Regions from separate parts of the Homo sapiens genome. Here region 1 is linked to region 2. Evidence: chromatin loops called from intact Hi-C (ENCODE). Cell type or tissue: heart right ventricle. All regions are shown on one strand. Links, peaks and the distances in the headings refer to the core of each region. The heading gives the core; the rest is flanking DNA. Region 1 overlaps NEGR1 (neuronal growth regulator 1). Region 2 overlaps NEGR1 (neuronal growth regulator 1).

Region 1 (5,395 bases), core at 62-5,061, 50 kb before region 2:
ATTCTGGTTTACCTTATAGCTGTATTCTCAAACAGACAATTCACTGCTGTGTTCAGAACACTGCTGGTATGAATAATAGAGGAACTAATGCAGCCAGTGAGGCTTGTGCTTAAGGATCACTGAGGACAAACAAACAAACAAACAAACAAAAATGCATAAACATCTCTAGTTTAAATAAAAGTAACAGATTTAATTAGACAAATAACTAAGACCATAAATAATATATTGCGGGAGTGTGCATTAAAGTATATGAGAAGAATGGACCATTGTTGCTCCACTGTATTTTAACATGTATTAGTAAAACTCATCAATTAGATATGATAGAGATGAAGCCAAGAAAACAGAGGGAAGAACTAGATTAAGCTTAAAATGGCTTGCAGTGCCATCACTTTTTTCTGAGCCAAAGCTCACAGAAAACTACTTAAACTTTCATTTGAGCTTTTAGATCAGCAATAATAAGCTCAGATAAGACACATTCTCAGAGGTGTGTGGCACTAAGCTATTAATGAACTATTTTGATGTCATATAATAAAACATTTCAATTAATATTCTTGTTATCAAAATCAGTGAAAAACCTATAAAAATTCATATAGATGTGAATATTGGAGGGCATTTTAGTGTTAGCAAATTGTTTCTAAAGAAATAGATGAAAATAAATAATGTAAACACTTTTACAGACTATTTCATTTGAAATAAAACTTTAAGTGTTAAATGCTACTTATTTATATAATAGAAATGTGTTTTTAAGTTTTAAGTTACCTGTAAGTCAGAATAAATATTACACATAAAGCAAATTAAAACTACTTTTTAAGGGGGAGAGGGTGGAAATCATACTGGGATATTTTATTTTCATGAAGTAGGGATTAAATTAACTGTAATTAACTTAAAACCACGACTATTTTCATTCAACTAATTGATTATCTTCTATAGATAGAACAATGCACTAATGATTAGTTCAATCATGAAGTCCGCATATGACTAAGGAAATCCAGAGTGCTAAATGTAAGTTTGCAGATTGGGTGTTACTGTTCACAATTCAAAGGGATCTCTGCTTCACAAAGCAATTCTTTTAAAATGCCATCTCTAATGCATTTGCTACTTTACAGATCATAGTTACTTTTCAAGGAGATTGAATGGATTCATTTTAACTTAAAGTTTATGGCTTAACTTTCTAAGTATCTTTTAATATGCACAAAGTTAAAAAGATTTAAGTACAGAATGCTAGTATATAAAAAGTAAAAGTCTTATATCATGACTCAACTGATTGTACTCCCCAGAGTGGAACTTTTACTGTATCTCTTTTAAGAATGAAAATCTCTGTTGTCCTTCTATTGAACCTCCACACTGATAATAATACAGTAATGCTGTCTAGGGTGATCTCCTTGCTGACATAATATTCACCTTTTGTTTTAAAGAGGCTAATTAACATTTGCATAAATGTTTTAAATTTAGGCTACACATAAAAGTACACCTAATGTTGAAATGTGACCCAGATACTCTTAAGTCAACTCCTATTTCTGGTTCAACCCAAATTGCTTTCTTCATTTCATGGGCCTACATTAAAGTTATCAGAAGTGCTTTGGCACCCACCCCACCATAAGGATGGCACCACAGAAGAGGTAAGATAAAAGACTTAACACCCTCAACACTCATACTCCAAATTTGAAATTCCCTTCCCTTTAATGGGTGTCCCATGCTTGATTTTAGGTTAGTCAGTGTATTGTCACCAGGGTACTTCCCGTATACCCACTAAATACCTGGAGAGCTCTCCAGCCAAGTCAATTAAAAACACGACCTTTCCCCACTTTTCCATACACACTTTAAAGGTATAGCTCCCATTTCAGACTCTTTTGTCAGGCTCAAAGTACTCATGTCTGTTCTGTCCAGCAGCTAATGCTAATATCAGATTTTCTGGCATAAGTAATGTCTTCTGAATCACTGGCACTAGTGTTCCAATGGCCTTAACAAGATTACAGAGCCCCATTGCTGAGGCCAGGCTGAAACGCTGAATAGGACTTTCTACACAATTGTAGGGATTAAAAAGAGAGATATAACACTAATAAACTTAAAACTTGCTATTGAACACCAGTATAAAAGCTAATGCCAGCCACATTTTCTTAGATCTGTTCAGAATGCCTCCATGCCTAACTTTTGGTCTGGTTTATAGATCTGGAGAAATAGGTTTCTCAACCCAGTGCATTATGACATTATTTTATATGCTAAATGAAAAAATATATATATAAAAGACCACAATTAACGCATTTTTCACAGCTTCTTAGGCACTTGCATTCCTGAGAATATTCTTTGCCTCACACTGACATAAATAAAAGGCTTACTCAGGAAGTTTAACAGAGCAAAACTCTGAACCAAAGTTTCAGTATCTATCTTTCCCAAAACAAAATCAGCTTCCAGGTTTAGAAAGCCAGATTTTTCAAGATTCAATGGATCCCATTTTGACATAAAAAGCAATAGTGACAAATATAACACGGTGTCTTGTTACAATACTCAACTTTGTTCAAAAAGACAAACTTTTTATGAGTACACTAACTTCTTTTTACTTTCAATTAATTGCAAGTTCAGTAAAATAAAGCATAACTCCTATGTGAGCAGTTTGCTCCAAAGGAATGTGTGCTTTGTTCTTGAGGATGGAAGGAAATGGAATCAATTAGATAAAAGGGTGCTCTCAAATCTGTCTTGCTTTCTTTAAAACCAAAAATAAATAGGGTTTCCGGAATGTGTTCCAACACCATTTGAAATATTACAAGGAAGTGAAAAGCTTCTTCCAAGCAAAGCATCTATTTTTGCTTATGTAGTTATTTCAAGTCCTAATTTTAATTCTCAGTGTATGGGTCAGATTTCTTCAGAGAAACAGAAACAAATATCTTTATCTCTCAGATAGATAGATGACAAAAAGTAAGAGAAACGGAGCTCTATCTAGATCTATTATCTATCTATCTATTTATCTATCTGTCATTATCATCTATCCTATCTATCAAATGAGAGAGATAACGATTTATTTTAAGGAATTGGCTCATGTGATTGTGGAGGCTTGGTCAGTCCAATATCTACAGGATAGGCAATTTGAGTCCAAAGGTGGTCTACTGGCAGAATTTCTTCTTGCTTGGGCTGGGCAGAGGTGTGGGGTGATGGGGAGGGAGATCAGTCTTTGTTCTATTAAGGCCTTTAACCCATTGAATGAGGTTGACCATATTATGGAGGGTAATATGCTTTACTTAAAGTCTCCTGATTTAAATGTTAATCTCATCTAAAAAAAAATACCCTCAGAGAAACATCCAATATCACGTTTGACCAAATATACAGGTACCATAGCCCGGCTAAGTTAACACATACAATTAACCATCACACTCAATACGTTGATCAATTTTGAAAACACTCAAGTACCTGTATTTCAAATTTGTAAGCTATATGGTTTTATGATTAGTAGATGATAACATAACATTACACAAGTGTTTATACATAGAAAAGTAGAGGATGTGGTTTCAATAGGCTCTATGGCAAAAGTATAAGAAACAGCAACAGTGCCCTGATTGATAAAGCAGTCTGTGTGATGCTGTCACGTCACACACAAGAGTTAAATTAAGTCCTAAGTGTTGTGTTAGGTGGCAATAACTGAGAAACTGACAGCCTGACAGTATTTGTAGAAAATGAAGTCACCTAACTGTTAGGACAAATTCTACAGAAAATCCAGGATTAAGGAGAGAAAGATCACAGTTTGAATCTGCTTAGAAAGAGTAATTTGAAATACTGTACTAAAGTAGGTACAATTCCTCAGCCTTACCCATCCTTCACCACACTTTCCTTGTGCTCTTATCTGCTTTTCTATTTACTTTCCATTTTCCTCTTCCTGACAGTGCTTCTGATATTCTTCCTTTTCTAAACACACACACACACATACACACAAACACATATTTCTAAACATATATATTTCTAAGTGTATTTATATTTCTAAATATATATATTTTTTTTCTAAACACATATTTTTTTTTTGTATAAAAGCTTACTCACTTCTAACTGCCATTCTCCAAGGATAACAGCTATAATACAATCTCAGGTGTGCAATAAATACACTTTCTTTACTTTCTCTACTGTATTTGCTTTTCTGATTTTGAGTCTCCATTCACCTGGGTTGTCAATAAAGCCAGTTTTTCTTCTGGCTTTCCCCAACTCCAAAGCTGATTCACAGTTTTAGAGTCTCATGTAGCACCAAGACTTAGGCCTTTGGTCCACATAGCTTGCTAGTCCGTTCATAAATTCATAATACTGGTCATCATGAAAAACCCTTGGGTCTAGTGCTCACTGTGCTTCTATGTGTCAGGTTGGACTCTTAACTCTGTACCTATCTTGAGTATGCAATACTGATTTCTCAGGTTGCTGGAGAATAAATAAATTTAAATCCAAAACACTAAATTGTGGAAGTCGGAGACTTCTTGCCAAAAAGAAGTAGTAAAAAAATAGCTGACAGGTGAACATGGAGGTGGTGTTAAAAAGGAGGAATTTGAGGGGAAGGAAAAATAAAAAGCAATGCTTGAAAAAAGTCGGGGAAAAGATTTTGCAAAACACCAAATTCCTCCCCCAAAACCCATGTCAGGGGAGCGCCCAGAGAAGCACAACCTGTACTATGGCCAATGGCAGTAGTGAGGGAGGTGGAGTGGAGAAAGGATGATGATTTTTAATAGAAACATTGTTGAAGCCTACTGGTAACCTTCAGATCACTCTTTCTTCATTTTTTTTTCTTTCCCCCTCCCTCCAGTCTAGGGAAATTATCTTTTTAGTCTGCAAAAAGTATTTCCTTTAGGGCTTGTGACCAAGATCCATGGTTTATTGAATCAGTCAACATAGATTTGGCTATCTGCTTCAATACAAGGAGGAAGAAACCTAACAATCACAAATGTATCATAATATTAGTCAAGCCATACAAATAATACATTGTTTCAGAACAATTTGAGATCAGAAAACATGGTGGGAAGAAGAAAAAGTAGGATATTATAAAATAAAATGTGAAAACAATGGATATATTATGGAAAAAATAAATTTTGGAAAAAATGAAATAAGTTATAATGAAGAATAGTATAAACGAAGAACTCTGATTATTACTACTTTACATTTTCAGATAATTATGTAGAGAAAAATAAGCCAAAGGGGTAGATTTTTTTTTTAAACGTAAAAGTGTACAACTCTGAGCCATCAATATTCTAAATTAAAAAAAAAAAGTGAAGAAAATTAGGTCTATTTTGCTAATGCTTACGTTGGAGAATGAAAATGGAGAAATTAAATAGGTTTCTTTATGTTATGAATAGACCATGGAATGTGGAATAAAACATAAATGAATTTAAAATTTCACTCAGCTTCTTAGGCACTCTGTGGCCTTCTTCAT
Region 2 (5,395 bases), core at 208-5,207:
AAATAAATCAGTTAAACAAGTTTATATAAATGATATACTTTAAGAGCAGTTTTTTTTCCCCCAGTATGTTAAATCTCTTCAAATCCACAAACCTGATATTATTATGCATCACTGACTATCTTTCTTGTTAGAGTGGACAACAAAATTGACAAACTAGAGCACAGATTAGGAAAGTTACTCAGTGTAAAACTACAGTTCAAGCAAGATTTGGATCAAATAAGTTGTCTGTAAATTATGGTACCTTATCTTCAAAGTTTTATAAATTGAATAATTTGTACTTCCTAAAACTGGAGTAGATATCTAGTCAATTATTTTTCTGTAGTTAAAAATGGGTATACTGTTAGAATATGCATTTTATCTTCTGTTTGCTGCTCTAGGTATGACGAGATGCATCTCACTTTTACATAAAATCAAAATTCAGTTCACTCTGTGAACTTTTTACAAACCAGTTTGAGCAGAACACTCATTAAGGGTAATGGAAATTGAACATATACAGACACTGTTACACCACAACAAAATTTAAATCTCTAATGTATAGGATATTACCAAACATGAAAGATTCATGAGCTGAGTTGGAATCTTAAAATTAAAAGGTATATAATTTGGTTTACAAATCAAATCGATCTTTTCCATGTTTATAGTACTTGCTATTTTGTCACCAAATGTTGCTACAACTAGAAAGGTAGATCTTTACCTCTTTAACCACATGCAATACACCTAACATGAAATAAATGTAAGGTACATTTATGCAGATGGATCATACTAGGAACTTATGGCAAAAATTTTATGGCAAAAAAAATGAATGGGCACTGGGAGAACCTAAAACATACACTTTCCTGCTCTGGAAATATTTCATTAGCATTCTGTCTGGCTTTTACATTTCTCAGACCTTCTCTTTCAATCTTTAGTTACCAAATTTTTGACTCGGTCAGTGTCTTTGTCTGATAGGAGCGCCATAACAAAATGCCACAGACTGGGTGTCTTAAACAGCATGACTTTATTTTCTCGTAGTTCTGGAGGCTGGTGGTCTAAGATCAAGGTGCCGGCAGTGGTGGTTTCTCCGGAGGCCTCTTCCTAGCTTGTAGACGGCTGTATTCCCATTATGTCCTCACAGGGCCTTTTCTCTGTGCATGTGCATTCCTGGTGTTTCTCTGTCTTCGTGTAAGGACACCAGGCACACTGGATTACAGCCCAAGCTTATGACCTCATTTAACCTTAATTACCTCCTTAAGGAATCTATCTCCAAATAAAGTCACATTGAGGGTCACGGCTTCCACATTTTTCAGAAGGACACAAATCAGTTCATAACAGTTAATCATTATTTATTATTTCTCTTGTTACTATAAAAGTTAAAATGTGGTCTTAATTTCAGGCCTCTAGAAGTAGGAGACTAATTCTGTATATTTAGACTTTATTTTACACAATTATGATGTTCTCAGAAAATGTGTAAGTTGAAGTGAATGTTAATGAGTAGTGTAGCTTTGTTAAATCCATGGATCTAGGCCACGCTGCCTGGATTTGTATCCCAGCTCCACCACTTATCGGCTGAGAGATCATGGGAAACTAACTCAACCTTCCGATGCCTCAGTCTTCTTATGTGTATAATTGGTATAAATATCTTTAAATGCAATTCATGACATATTGGAAAAACCCCTGGCAACTAGTAAATGCCTTGTAAGTTATTAACTACTTTTATTATTGAGTCTATATTTCTATATATTCTGAGTATTGATAGTTGTACTTGGATTGCTTTCTAAAGGGAAGGGGAATTCTTAAAATTAGTGTTTTTAATTGCAAGTTGGTTAAATGTATGGACTCTTTTCTCAGGCTTTCTTGGTTTGTGTATTTGGCTATATCTCTTCCTGGCTTAATGCCCAATAACACATCATTTAATAACCTCTGGTAGCCTAATTTTGCTTATGGGCAAAATTAGAATTAAAAGCAGGGTCTCATAGTGGTGCTGTGAGCATTATATGCAGTAATGTAAATGAAGCTCTTAGAGCATTGATTAATGCAAAATAAGAATTCTTACCCTTGCTATTTTTAGGTATATAAATGTTAATATGATGATGACCAACCTTCAATTTAACTTTTTTCTAAAGGTACACTTCATACTTAATTTTATTTTGTTTGAAGTCAGTCAACCTTAACAGAACAGTGGGGCAAACTTGTCCCAATTACCATTGCTGGAGTTCAAGTCCTTTCTCCTACTTTTCCACACAGCTCTTAGTAGACATGTGGAGAAGGTGCTCTGTTCCCAGAGAAGCCTTGGCAGATTGATTTTATTTGTTTGTTTGTTTGTCTATTTCAAATTTGGGCAGACAGTTAGCAATGTCAGTTTCACATCTAAATCTGTGAGGGAGAAATGGATCAGTAGCTACCATATTGTGACAAAACAAATCAAAGTTACCCCATTTAGGACCTGACAGTAAATTATGAGGGCAGTAGAGGAAGGATTTCTAAGAATACATAAATTTTAAGAAGAAATTGGGAGATTCAAAAGCAGGTAGATAGACTTGAAGTTAAACATCTTGTAATTTATCCTTAGAAAGTAATAATACAGTGTGCAAAATATACATATGAATAAAGATGTCCAGTAAAAAAATGAAAAGTTGTTTATGGCCTTGTATGATTACACTTATTTGTATTTTTACTTTTACTATGTATGTGTATGAAAAAGTATACCTTTATATATATCCACACCCTTACATATCAAAATAAGAGTTGTTTTCTTGGAATACTTGAAATTTGTTTTACTCAGGAATATTTGATATTTGAATTACAGTTAGATGTGAAAATAATAATAATAAAACAGAACTGGAGTTAACAGTAATTTATAATTGAGACACTGCAACTAAATGTCATGACCCTAGGCCAAGTCACATACACTGTGTTTCTTAAGTTTCCTCATTTAATAAAATAAACCAAAAAATGAAAGTACTTCCTCTATCTCAAGGTTTGCTGTAGGAATCATATGAGATGAAAAATATAAAAACACTTTGCCATGCTGAAAGAACAATTTAAATGTCAGGTATCAAGGTTGGTAGCAATAAGTAAAATAATAATAATGATTCTCATTCTAGATGATTAATGGTTGCAGTGTACATTTTGCTTTTCTGTAGAGCATATCCTTTTGAAACATAAAAAGTCCATTCTGGGAAGAAATTTAAACTAAATGCTTCATAAACTGACAACAAGGACTGTATTTGGACACACTGTTGAAAGAATAGGGCCAGCATAGTGAAAGCCGTTGGTGCTCAGGGCCACTGTGTTCTGATTTGATCCCAGCGGCTGAACCACAGAAGCTTTTGCACAGACACTATCAACATATTGCTTGTTCAGTCAGAATTTATCTTGTTTCAGTTATTGGTGCACTAACAAAGCTGCAGAGGTAAAGGATCCTCAGCTCCTCTACATGCCTGGGGAGAGGATTAGAGGCTTTCTTTTCTTTAGGTAACTGTGTCTGGTTTCAGTATTTGGAGGGCTTATTTTTAATAACTGAAGAGAAAAAGACGAAGTAAAAATGTTCCTTCTGGGAGACTGGAAAGGCAATATGATTTGTGATAAAGGCTCCTTTTTTCTACAAAATAAATGACACAGACCTAATTACCCATCACTTCTCTGCATCCGACTTAAAAGCCCCATTCTTCTGGCCAGTATGATTCTGAGTAAAACAAATGCAAGAAGAAAGTTTTTTTTTTCCTTTTTTTAATAACTTTTACAAATTTCTTTTTGTTCTAATATAGAATAATTTATAAAATGCATCCCTTCAATTGTTTCTTAAACTGAAATTGAAACTGTAAGCCATCCCATCACTGAGCATTATTTTACGGGATGGAAGCTGTCAAAAACTACTTTAAAGCTAACACTTGGCCGACTACATCTTACAGGGGGGTTCTCTGAGTATTAAGTCTTAGAGGAAGCACATAGCCATTGTGATCAAGCACTACAATCTTGGCTTTGTAGCTTGTTACAGCATTGAGGGCTTAATAGTCATGATTAAAAATGTGTATAGTGTATGACTCTCTGGATTCTACTTTTAGGATGGCATGTGAGATAGTTTTGTGACCTGCTAAAAATTTTAATCTTCATATTTAAGTCCACCTGGTCACAAATCATAGAAAACACACCCTAGATGCACAGTGTACTGGAAATAAAAGTGACTTTAGAACAAGTGAGATTCAGGTTCACATTCTGGCAGAGCTAGAATAAGTGACTCATTCTAAAGTCACTGTTATTTCCAGTACACTGTGCATAACTATAGGTGAGTGCAAAAGTAATTGCTGTTTTTGCCGTTACAATGGCAAAAACGCAATTACTTGTGCACCGACCTAATAGGTGTGACTTCACTTTTATTTCCATTACGCCGTACATAACTATAAGTTGGTACACAAGTAATTGTGGTTTTTGCCATTACTTCCAATGGCAAAACCCACCATTTTTCACCAACCTAATAGGTGTGACCTAAGGCAAGTCAATTATATTATCTGAACCCAAGTCCTCATCTTACCTTGCAAGGAAATTTAGAGGATTAGAAAACACATGTGTAAAACAGTGTTTACAAGCTCAGTGCAATGATAGATTATCCAGGAAAAATATTTAATTTCAAAATATATAAATTGATCTTATAAAATGATTTTTACTGCTACAGTTTCAGAAATAAACTGGGACTGAACAGATTTTTTTTCAAAATAAATACTATATCATAATCTATTCGAGACTTCTAAAATCAACGCTTCTTTAAAAATGCAACATATAGAAAGAACTTCCTTCTTTTCCTTTCCTCCCACTAGTTTTAGTGCCATTGATTTATGAAGATTCACTCAATTTATGTACTAACATGTTACCTTCTGAACAGAGAAGACTGAAGCTGAAAAACTCCTTCTGAAAGTGGCTATCCATTTCTTAATTGGTTAATAATGCCATGTGGGCAGTCCCTGGTTTCCTTTGCAAGACAAGCTATCTTGGGAAACACCCACTTCATATTTCACAGGCACAGATCACCACAATCAGCTCAGTCAACAAGTTAGCTCCTGCCCCAGATGCTGGAGTACCAGCTAGTCTGTACTTTCCTTAGATTAGAAAGCTATATGCAAGCAAGAGGCTACTAAACCATGCACAGAGCCCTCAGACTATAGGAAGATACACATGTATTTTGGGAATTCATCATTTTGGTCACCAAGCAGTATATGTATGTCCTCAAAGTTCTTTTTAACCACTTTATTTCATGCTCTAGTTATGTTTATTGAACTCATCGTGCTTCTTCACACTATTCTAGGTGATGGGCATTTAAAGATGAACAAGAAGTCTTTTTCCTCTTCAAAGAGAGATAGATATAAATGCATGTAGTACAAGATATAGCACCTAAGGAATATTGCTAATATTGTGTGTGGTA

The links. A loop is a pair of places that touch in the nucleus more often than their neighbours do. Peaks named below come from ENCODE experiments on the same cell type or tissue, not always from the same donor. Only the 100,000 strongest peaks of a DNase experiment are listed, where the experiment ranks them.
Region 1: a loop joins it to region 2, with 2.0 times the contacts of the local background. A loop is called at or near these places in 1 of 110 quality-filtered maps.

The regions. Positions count from the first base shown.
Region 1 is chr1:72,112,049-72,117,443 of GRCh38, reverse strand. All of the region lies in intron 1 of NEGR1 (neuronal growth regulator 1), which reads left to right. Among named protein-coding and RNA genes, the nearest start is that of NEGR1, 170 kb to the left of the region's middle. In heart right ventricle, for the core only: no CTCF peak of the experiment used is centred there; no DNase peak of the experiment used is centred there; H3K27ac peaks cover 1,375 bases.
Region 2 is chr1:72,062,380-72,067,774 of GRCh38, reverse strand. All of the region lies in intron 1 of NEGR1 (neuronal growth regulator 1), which reads left to right. Among named protein-coding and RNA genes, the nearest start is that of NEGR1, 220 kb to the left of the region's middle. In heart right ventricle, for the core only: no CTCF peak of the experiment used is centred there; no DNase peak of the experiment used is centred there; H3K4me3 peaks cover 609 bases.